Regions from separate parts of the Homo sapiens genome. Here region 1 is linked to region 2. Evidence: chromatin loops called from intact Hi-C (ENCODE). Cell type or tissue: B cell. All regions are shown on one strand. Each heading gives the region's core, and the rest is flanking DNA. Links, peaks and the distances in the headings are about the cores only. Region 1 has its middle 5.0 kb from the start of EIF4E3. Region 2 holds the start of LINC00877 (long intergenic non-protein coding RNA 877).

Region 1 (5,375 bases), core at 190-5,189, 370 kb after region 2:
TCCTAGGCAAATTGGGACAGTTGTTCACTCCACCTGTCTCTAGATCCCCAACGAGCATACAAAGGAGGACACTCGTATTCAAAAAGCAGAGAAGATGTAGGGTTATCCCCTCCAGGAACTGTGATAAGGAAACGAGAATCAACACTTGGGTGACCTTTTTTTGACTTTTATGTAGAGCCTCACCAAATGTTCCTGATTTGATCCTTCAGGCAGCACTGCAAAGCAGGTGTTATTGGCACACTCATTTTTTAATTGAGAAAAAAGGAGACTCAGAGGTTCACCGATTTGTCCCAAAGCACATGGCTGTTAGACATTGGCTCAAGCACATGTTTTTGGACTTTCCTCTGATCACATTGCCTCCCTACTGCTCATCGTTTCCTTTCTTTTAAAAATTGCTGAAGACCAATTTGAGGCCTGCCGGCTCTCCCCTTCAGTCCAGTTTCTGATGTAAGCTATCTCTGTATCTCTGATTGATTGGCTGGCCAGGAATGTTCAGAACTACTCTTTGATAAGAAGCCAGTGATTGGCAGAGTGTTTATTACAGGGTTGCACATGATAGCCACAATCACTGGTAATAATCTGTGTGCCTAACAGGAGGAGTTGGTTATACAAATCATTACTCCTCCAATCAGTGGAATTCTGTGTGGCCACAACAAAGGTCTTTAATCAGAGCTCTTAGACTGGCCACAAAACCTATATACTGACATCGTTGGGACTTTTTTTTTTTAAATCAGGGAAGAGATTTTTTTTTAAATCAGGAAAGTAGTTTGGGCACTGCCCAGCTGTGTCTCTAGAACTCTGTGAATCTCTTGTCCCTATCTGGGGTGTGTTTGGTGACTGATTCCCTGTGAGGGAACTTGGCCTGGCCCTTGAAGGATGGTTAGACAATTTAGATGGTCAGAGGAGAGAAGAAAGGTCTCAGGCAAAAGTGTGGAGATATGAGTACATATGGTGTGTTTACCAAGTGGGGAGTAAGCCCATCATTGATTCAGTAAAGCTGGGTCTCCCATGTGCCAGACACCGTGCTAGGAACCCAGAAGACAGTGGTGGAGGGGGTGGGCCCAGGCCTGTCTTCGGGAGCTCATGTTGTGGCAGAGCTGAAAATGCACCAAGAAATAGGGACAAATCTGTTTGGAATATATATATTTCCATGTATAGCTGTTTCTCCAAATATATAGATTTAACATATATATTCCAAGTATATGTAAATATAGGTGTATAATTATATCTCTCTAAATATATTTGGAAATATACTCGCAAATGCATTTGAAAAAGGGGGTCAAGGTGTGGACAATTTCAAAGGCTAGATTCCAGATTTCAGACCTCAGCCTGTGAGAAACAGGCAGCGCTTTAGGGCTTTTGAACAAAGAAGTAATAGGACAAAAGTGCTTTTTAGGAAGACCAACATGCCGTCCATGAGAAAGATACACTGGCAGAGGAGAAAGACAAGAAATTAGGAGACAAAGTCACAGACTCTTCCTTTCAACCAATATCTGCTGTATACCCAGTTTGTTTCCTTAATAAATGTTGCTGGTGTGCCAGCCATGGACAGGCCCTGCACTAGGCACTGGGTGGACAAAGGTGGACAAGAGAGGCCTGGCCCTCCCCACTTGGACTGGATATTCTGTTTCGGAAGATCGGCAGTTGATGTGTGCAGCTGACACGTGCACTGAAAAAAATAATGAGGAAGGGGAGAAGACCTGCTTTAGAGTGGAGGCCTAAGGCAGGAGAAGGAGTCAGCCATGCAAGCGGAGGGACTAGCAGTTCAGGAGAAAGAACAGCATATGCAGGTGCCCTGTGGCCACAGAGAAGCTTTGAGGCAGGGGGAGAGATCAGCCATGGATTTGGAAAGGCAGGAAGGATCCAGAAGATGCCAAGTACTGTTGGCCACCAGAAAGAGTCTGGGTTTTTTTCTGAGAGCAGGCAGAAGCAAACCAGTGTTTGAGGACTGTTGTTCAGGCTGCTGTCTGGCAGGAGATGAGAGGGTCGGGTGTTAGAAGCAGGGAGACCCGTTAGGAGGCTGTTGCAGTCCTCCAGGCCATGCTTGGCTGACTCAGGAGTGAGGACTGGGAGTGGCTGGCACCAGTGGGAATAAAGAAGGAAGAGCAGGCTAGGCACTGTGGCTCACGTCTGTAATTCCAGCATTTTGGAAGGCTGTTGTGGGAGGATCACTTGAGGCCAGGAGTTCAAGACCAGCCTGAACAACATGGTGAAACCCTGTCTCTACAAAAAATTTAAAAATTAGCAGGGCATGGTGGCATGTGCTTGTAGCTACTGGGGAAGCTGAGATGGGAGGATTGCTTGAGCCTGGGAGGCCGAGGCTGCATGAGCCAAGATTGTGCCACTCCACTCCAGCCTGGGCAACAGAGCAAGACTCTGTCTCAAAAAAAACAACAACAATAATAATAGAGAAAAAGAAAAAAAGAAGGAAGACCAACACACGGATTGCAGGCAGATCAGGACGAGAACTCAATGTCTGATAGGTGGATGGATGTGGAGAGTGGGACAACCAAACCTCAAGGCCACATTTTCCAGGCTCAATGACCACATGGACCTCAGTGTCCTCACTGCAGATGCTTAACACATGCCATTTCCTTTGCCCCTTTCTCTTCCATTAGCAGCTCTGAACAAGAGAGGCCTGGCCTGGCCCCTAAAAGATCTTCAGAGGTCTTTTGGAATCTAGATAAATAACACTAGTTGAGCTTTTTCTATGTGCAACTTGCAAGGTGCTTTATAGACAATGTTTTCTTATACATGGCTCAGAGCAGTCCCTTGAGAGTGCTCTTGTTATCTGTACCCTAGATGAGGAATCTGGAGCTCAGCAAGGTTAATAACTTCCCAGAGTCACAGGGTTTACCTATGGCAGGATCTTGGTTAGAGCAGGGATCAGTCTCACTCTGAAGCAATCACTCTTGAACCACACCGCAGCCTCCCCTGACCCGTGAGTATCCCAGAATAGTGTCAAGTCTCCCCTACCTTTCCAAGCCATTGCTCTAGGACTGACCAGCTGCAACACACCTTTGCTGGAAGCTTCAGTGAGGGCCTCTGCCCCAGGCCAGTCCCTTCCTGTGCCCTGTACCTACCGGCACTGAAGACTGCCATCTAGTGGCCATTGCCTTCCTTTTTCTTTTGCTGTTAAAGGAAAACGGAGTTCCCACATAAAAGACAGGCCTGCATATTTATAGTATCACACCCTGTAAACAGGAAACTTCTCAGTGTTAGAGAAGGAGCCCAGCAACATAAACAGCATATTGCCAATGAGTTCCGCCACCCATTCAACAAACACTTAAATACACACACACACACACACACACACACACACACACACACACATTCTATTGGAATGTAGGCTCCCAGAGAGAGGAATTTCTTTTGTCTGTATTGCTAATGAACCTGGAGAGCTTAGAACAGTGGCATTTGCATAGCAGATATGCAACAAATATTTATTGAGTGTGGAATGAATGAACGCCTGACATTTACTGTATCTTTACTATATACCAGGGACTTGACATATACATTTTCTCATTTAATCCTAACGATAACTCGAGAGATAGAGACCATTAGCATGTCCAGTCCTCATATGTGGAGACTGAGGCACAGAGAGGGTAGGAAGCTTGCCAGGTTTAGGGAGAACTAGCTTTGACCCAGGTTTTCTGACATTAGAGACCATGTGTTCCCTCCTTTCAAGGGAGCCACTGGCCAATTCCCTCCCATGTTCTGCCTTTATTGAGTGGAAGGCTCCCTTCCCAAAGTGTTGAGACAGAGGCCATCAATGGAGGGAATGTCACTAGCTAACTCTGTGGCTGTGTGACTTCCAGTGTCCCTGAACCTCAGGTTCCTCATTGGGTAAAGGAGGAGACTGAGTTAGGACCCCTGCCTTCCCTTCCAACGTCATCATTCTGCTGTTCCTGTGACTCCCAGGGAGCAGATGTGAGTAGAAGAGAGAGGACCACTTGTTGCTAGGCAACCAGCACCCACCTCACCCATGTTGCCATGGTGATGATGAAAGTTGGGCTGATGGGATTACCAGCTCCTGCTAATTGCATATGAGTGCTCAGGTTTCTGTCTCTTTCTTGCCTGCTTGCTCGCTCTGACTTTCTCATTCTTCTAGGAACTGTAGAGCGATTTCCCCCTCTCCTCCATCTGCAGCCTCCCTGAGGCAGCCCTAGTGCAATGGAAAGCAACTGGGAATGGAGCCTGGCTGTGTGTCTGAATAGCTGTGTGACCTTGGGCAGGTTACCCAGCTTCTCTGGGCCTTTCTTTTCTCATTTGGAAAATGAAGGTGTTGGAAAAGTGATCCCTGTCTAAGGTTCTTCCCGGCTCTCAAATCCTTTGATGCCTAGGGAGCTTGTCAGGGGAGCAGACCACACTGTTACTAGGCAACCAGCAGGCACCCTGCCCAAGTTGCCTTGGTGACTGGATGCTGGAGGGGAGGGGAGTAGCTGCTGCAGCTAATTGCTTAATTATTTATGAGTGCCTCAAGTCCTTCTTGTTGTTTTTGTTGCTAGGGGCTGTGGGGTCACCTTCTCTTCCTCTCTTCTGCCACCCCAAGTCGTCTGTGTTGCGTGTCATGCAGTGGGACAGCACGTTGGTCCGGACCTCAAGCTACCCACGTTCTAGTCCCGCCTCTGTCATTTCCTAGAGCTGTGGCCTCGGGTAAGTCACCTCACCTCTCTGGGCCTCAGTTTCCTCATTTGTAAAGTGATGGGTTTGCTTAGATGATCGCTGAATCCCCTTTCTACCTTGAAATTCTAGTTCCTGCCATCCAGTTCCCAGATGAGGGAAATTTCCCCAATTTATTATCTTCTAAGAATGATTCTGAAGAGCAATAAAAATAATTAAGTCTCTTACATATTTCAAACAGGAAGGGAATGAAAGTTGTGACCATTGTTCCCTCCTTAGCCATTTTGTATAATCTCTTTTATTAATCTTAAGGTCATTTAAATTTTATCTATTCATATATACCACCTACTTCCAAAATAAATTTGAGGGGTTCAGTGTAAGGTGCATATATGCTATTAGGTCTTTAAAATAGAAATAGGAATAAATATAAAAATAGTGATGCTTCTTCATTGGCTAATATTGGTGCTGTGATTGAGCACCAAATGTAATTATGAGCAGCCTGGAAGCCAAAGCAAAAAGAGAGAAAGGTATATAATTGCTATTCAGTAAAGAAAAACTGCCAGACTGTTCCTAGTTCTAAATTCTGGAGGGAATTTTTTCATGTGGTACACAATCCTTTTACAGAAACTGCAGATAAAAATTCTTGACTAGCCCTTTTTTGCTGAGGATATTGTTAAAGGACATAAGGAAGGAGCTAAACTTGACAGTTTGACTAGCTTTAATCATTAGAAAGCAAAACTTCCTTTCTACCC
Region 2 (5,375 bases), core at 225-5,224:
TATGGCCCTGTCCCGACAGTAAGAGCTATCAGTTACTGAATGCTAATTGTCTTCTGGGCTTAGGATGTTTCTGCTTTCCTTTAAAGTCCTTCAGCATAGGTAGTGTGATATTGATTTTGCTTAATCTATAACCCGGTAATGATGAGCAGCCCAGTCAAGAATGAATTGTCCAGTCGAGCCACACTCATGCCTGTAATCCCACTACTTTGGGAGGCTGAGGTGGGCAGATCTCTTGAGGTCAGGAGTTCAAGACCAGCCTGCCTAACATGGTGAAACCCCATCTCTACAAATATACAAAAAAAAAAAAAAATTAGCTGGGCTTGGTGGTGCCCGCCTGTAGTCCCAGCTACTTGGGAGGCTGAGGCAGGAGAATCATTTGAACCCGGGAGGCGGAGGTTGCAGTGAGCTGAGGTTGTGCCACTGCACTCCAGCCTGGGTGACAGAGTGAGACTCTATCTCAAAAAAAAAAGAATGAAAGAATGAATGGTTCAAGGAAGACCAGACAGCTTATTCTAGAGCTGACTGCTGCAAGTCCTTGTTTCCCACCTCTTGAGTAACAATGAAAGCTTTGTTAACTAGCACCCAGAATGTCAGATATGAGAGTGTGCATGTCTCTGTGTAAGTATTGGCCTGTTGACCAGCTCAATGCACATTAGAAATGGGCTCTCATTGGTGAAATTAAGGCATTCACAATATATGGATTGGCTTAAATCCTGGAGAGACATGCCACATGTTTTCATGAACATGATAGAAGAATGCAGGGGAGTCTGTAGACTTTACCCTAAGAAAATCAGCAAAATAGGCCATGTGAACTGTTTTTGTGCCTGCTTGCTAAAACAGTAATAATTGATAAGCCCTCCTGTGTGTGGTAGAGAGTCCCTTTCTTTAAAGCTCAGAAACAAAGCCATGTAGAGAGTGGCAAACCCTTGGCACCTCAAACCTCTTCACTGGCTGCTCTGCACGTACTGCAAAAGAACCTGGGGTTGTCCTCTACCAAATTGTCTCTGGTCAGTCTCCAGCTGGGCTCAGTACCTGGTGTTATGTGCATGTACTTTATTTAATGCCCACAACAAACCTATCAGGTAGATAGTGTTGTTTATACCCATTTTATTAGTGAGAAGCCCAAACCTCAGAGTGATTTCATAACTCACCCAAGGTCTTCATAGCAGATCCAACCAGGATTTGGACCCAGGTCTGTTTGTTCTCCAAGTTCTTCACTTCTGGCCTATACTGCCTGCAGGAGGGCTGTCTGCAAAGTCAGGAGGGGAAATGAAGTGGGCATGGGGCTTCGTGGTGGGCTATTCTCTATTCTTCCATGACCCATGTGCCAGAATAGTATTAGGGGCTGGGCGCAGTGGCTCACGCCTTTAATCCTAGCATTTTGGGAGGCCGAGGCGGGCAGATCACCTGAGGTCAGGAGCTCAAGACCAGCCTGGCCAACATGGTGAAACCCCATCTCTACTAAAAATACAAAAATTAGCTGGTGTGGTGGTGCACCTGTAATTCCAGCTACTCGGGAAGCAGAGGCATGAGAATCGCTTGAACCCGGGAGGCAGAGGTTCAGTGAGCGGAGATTGTGCCACTGCACTCCAGCCTGGGTGACAGAACAAGACTCCGTCTAAAAAAACAGAACAGTATTAGGGAAGCAGCCTACCTACCTGCATGTCTATGTGGCACAGCTCCAAAAGGTTTAAGCCCATCCATGTGTCTTGAGAATTTTTTAAATTTCACCAATAAGAGCTCATTTCTAATATTCATCAGGCTGTTCAACAGGACAATATTTTTACCCCCCAAATAAACAAATACATAAAAATAAAACAAAACTCATGTCTGACTCTCTGGATGCTAAGGCCTGGCCACTGCGCTGCCATGAGCCATCCAGGTGGTTCTCATCAAGGTGCTTCAACCTTCCAGGCTTTGCTTACTTCCTCCAGAAGGGAGGTCTTGCCCCGTAGAAGTTTATGTTTGTGATATATATGTGTGTGTTAAGGAGTACAAAATAGGACACCAAGGCTATGGAAACAATAATGAGACTAAAAATAGGCTAAAGTGCGCCTAGAGGAGGCATCTGCTGCCCAGACAAGAACATCAGAAAGTGTGGGCTTTCTGGGCCAGGCATGGTGGCTCATGCCTGTAATCCCAGCACTTTGTGAGGCCGAGATGGGTGGATTGCTTGAGCTCAGGAGGTCGAGACCAGCCTGGACAACATGGCAAAACCTTGTCTCTACTAAAAATACACAAATTAGCTGGGCATGGTGGCGGGGCACCTGCAATCCCAGCTACTCGGGAGGCTGAGGCACAAGAATTGCTTGAACCCGGGAGGCAGACAAAATCGCACTACTGCCCTCCAGCCTGGGTGACAGAGTGAAACTCTGTGAAAGAAGGAAAGAAAGAGAGAGAGAGAGAGAGAGAGGGAGGGAGGGAGGGAGGGAGGGAAGGAAGGAATCTGTTTGTGAGCAGAGCTGGACTGCGGGCTGGTGGAAAGAGGAATGCCTCTGGAACCAGCCCCCTGATGTAGAAGATGGTGTTGGCCCCCTATCTCCTGCCTTTGGCATTCACCATTGCTGTACGCAACACCAGCTTCTTACTGAAGAAACCTGTCACTCTGTCTGGGGCTGTCTCTGGCCACAGGAGCATGCTCAGTCCATGCACTGGCCAGGCTGGAAGTGCCTGGGGTTGTCCCCAAGAGCAGCCCCAACCAAAGATGAAGGGAATTGGGTAAATGCCCATGCTCCCTAGCCTCTGGGATGATGGCTCTGAGGCAGGTTCTATTCTGCAGTCTCCCCGTAGTCCCCAGTGGGAATGAGCTTCATTGCACACAGAGATGACCTGCTTGTGAACAAACTCTCACTCTACTTCCTTCCCTCCGTTTCACTTCCTCATCCCCCTACCAGTGCTCCCTAGGGCCACTTCCCTAATTAAGTGTATGCGCTCAAATATTTGCTTCCATGGGAACCAAATTACCTGGTTCAAATCCGTACTCTGCCACTGGCCAGCTGTGTCTTAGGAACATTACTCCACTCCCCTAAACTGCAGCATCCTTGGCTGGGATTGTGAGATGACAAAAGTAGAACAAACCTCACCAGACAGGTGTGAAAATTCCAGAAAATAGTCCGTGTCAATAGTTTAGAGCAGCATCTGGCAGTCAGCAGACACACAATAAATGCTAGTATTTTCTTATTTATTATAATTATTGCTTATTATTGATAGCCCCTGAGATTTCCTTGGCCAAGTTCAAGTCCATTCTGAGAGTTCTAAGCTCTCAAACTTCAGACTTCCTCCAGGTGAATCTCCCTGGTTGTTTCAGGGAATCTAATTCATTTATTCACTTAACATATCTTTAGCAAATATTGACTTAACACCTATTATGTCGAAGACACAGTGCGACGGGGGATATAAAAAATAAGATGAGGTCACGGTCTCCAGTGAGATAAATCGTATCCACACATAGCTACTGTCTAAGGCAAATGGTGATAAGTGCTCTTGTGTGTGTGCCAATAGAGCATAAAATGAGTTCAGAGGAGGGTGAAGAACATTGTGTGTGGTATGAAGGAGTATCGTTGGAGTTGGGTTTGGAAAGGGGTAGAACTTTCCACAGTTCCAAAGAGTTGATGGAGGGGAGAGGATACAATACATGGAGAGGGGGGAAGTGATAAACTCTAGGAGTTTGGCATCCCAGAGACAGCTCAACTATGTCTTAATGTGAGATCCCATAGATTGATGAGCCTCTATCTCTCAGAGCTAAGAGGACAGCGGATGCTCCCCCAAATTATTATTACCATTCCTGACACTTACATAGCACTTACCCTGCCCTAGGAACTACAGGGGATGTGCTACGTATGTTAACTGATTTAATCTTCACCTTCAGGGTCAGCACAACTATGATCTCCACTTGACAGATAAGAAAACTGAGGCTGGAGGGGTTAAATGTCTTGCTCCAGCTCCCGCGGAAGCTAAGTGCCTTTCACCTAATCCTGTGTGGTCTGGCTCCAGGGTTCACACTCTACACTGCCTCTCAAGTGTGGCACCTTTTCAGGAATTTAAGGGAATATGTTGCTGTGATGTTGACAGGGCTTGAGGAGAGACTGAAAGAAAGCCCTTCAGCCCCATAGAGGAAGTCCCCAGAGGATGGATGGTTCTGGAAGTTACGGGTTACCAGGACAACGCATCCCCTCAGCCTGGCCACGCCCCCCGGGCTCCCGCTCACTGGTTGCAAAACTCAGCTTTGCCCCTGCACGGAGTTTCCCTTCGCGGGGCCCGCTGGGGAAGCATCCGCGGCTTGTGGTGGCTGTGGTTTTGTGCCCAGGACTCACACGTAAAAGGAGCTCATTCGGAGGCAGGGGCACGCGCTTGTCCCCAGAACTCAAACCCCAGAGTCCCTCCGGTAGGTGGTACAGAGGCGAGTTTGATCCTAAACAAAACAGGGCAGGGTCTTCCTGTTTGTTTTCTTCCTCCAGCGGGGAGCAACAGCTGCTAATTGGATAGTGAAGTGACCGATTTATTATTCTCTTACCCGTGCTGAGCAGAGCTGTAGGAAATCTCCGGGACTGGGAGCAGCACAGGGGGGTATCTCGGGGTCTCTCTGAGAAGGAGTTGACAGTGGGGACCAAAGCTGCCGGCTGCCATGTTTTATTTGGCCTGCCCAGTGTTTAAAAAAAATGTTTTTAAATAGATGCTGACATTTTTAAAAGGGGAAGATTATACATACACTTCTACATCTCCGACTTGTGTCAAGAAATGGGAAGTTCTGGGCCCAGATCCCCATAAGTCAGCGATGAGGGGGGCCGAGCAGGGGCTGCCCGTTAGACGGCCGCAGAGTCCCAGCCCCCAGCCCTGCTCACCTTTCTTACCTCTCTGGCCCCGTCGGCATTTGAGCCTGGGACCCCAGACGAAAGGATACGCTTCCTTTTAGAACCCCTGCCAATCTGAGGACGGGGCCACCCCACAGACGCCGTGGCTCAGCAAGCAGACCAATGGCCGAGGAGTCTGGCAAGGGGCGCTTGGTGAGTGGGTTTAATGACAGATTAAGTTGCCCATTAGGAAGCCATTAGAACACAGCGTGATGCATCACTGGGTAAACGAGAGAGGCTGAAGTCAGAGACAGGATCTTGGAGCGCTTGATCCAATTTAATTCTTCTATTTTTTTTTTTTTAAACCCTAGGCAGATGAGAGTGGAGGTTGTAAATCACCCTCCATGCAATGGTTCATCATAAAGGATATGGAGCAAAATTAGAGGAGGCACGAGAAGGAAAGCCGGTGATGAACAAGGTAGGGGCTGCTGCGGCGTGATTGAAGACAGGCTGGGAACGCGGGAGAAGCCGCTGAAAACTGGCTTGGGCTGGAGGTCTGATTAAGGCATCCCAAGCCAGAAAAAC

What was found. Peaks named below come from ENCODE experiments on the same cell type or tissue, not always from the same donor. Only the 100,000 strongest peaks of a DNase experiment are listed, where the experiment ranks them.
Region 1: a loop joins it to region 2, with 3 times the contacts of the local background. A loop is called at or near these places in 5 of 110 quality-filtered maps.

What each region holds. Positions count from the first base shown.
Region 1 is chr3:71,727,757-71,733,131 of GRCh38, reverse strand. It overlaps a transcript of EIF4E3 not described here. Among named protein-coding and RNA genes, the nearest start is that of EIF4E3, 5.0 kb to the right of the region's middle. RefSeq lists an enhancer at 2,940-3,234. In B cell, for the core only: a CTCF peak has its summit at 3,052 (motif pointing left); a DNase peak (open chromatin) is centred at 3,091; H3K27me3 peaks cover 814 bases.
Region 2 is chr3:72,099,797-72,105,171 of GRCh38, reverse strand. LINC00877 (long intergenic non-protein coding RNA 877) reads left to right here and starts at 4,717. Exons shown (of 7, transcript NR_104116.1): 1 at 4,717-5,003; 2 at 5,162-5,268. RefSeq lists an enhancer at 4,599-5,375. In B cell, for the core only: a CTCF peak has its summit at 2,654; DNase peaks (open chromatin) are centred at 2,055, 2,861, 3,441 and 4,241; H3K4me3 peaks cover 2,842 bases; H3K27ac peaks cover 2,369 bases.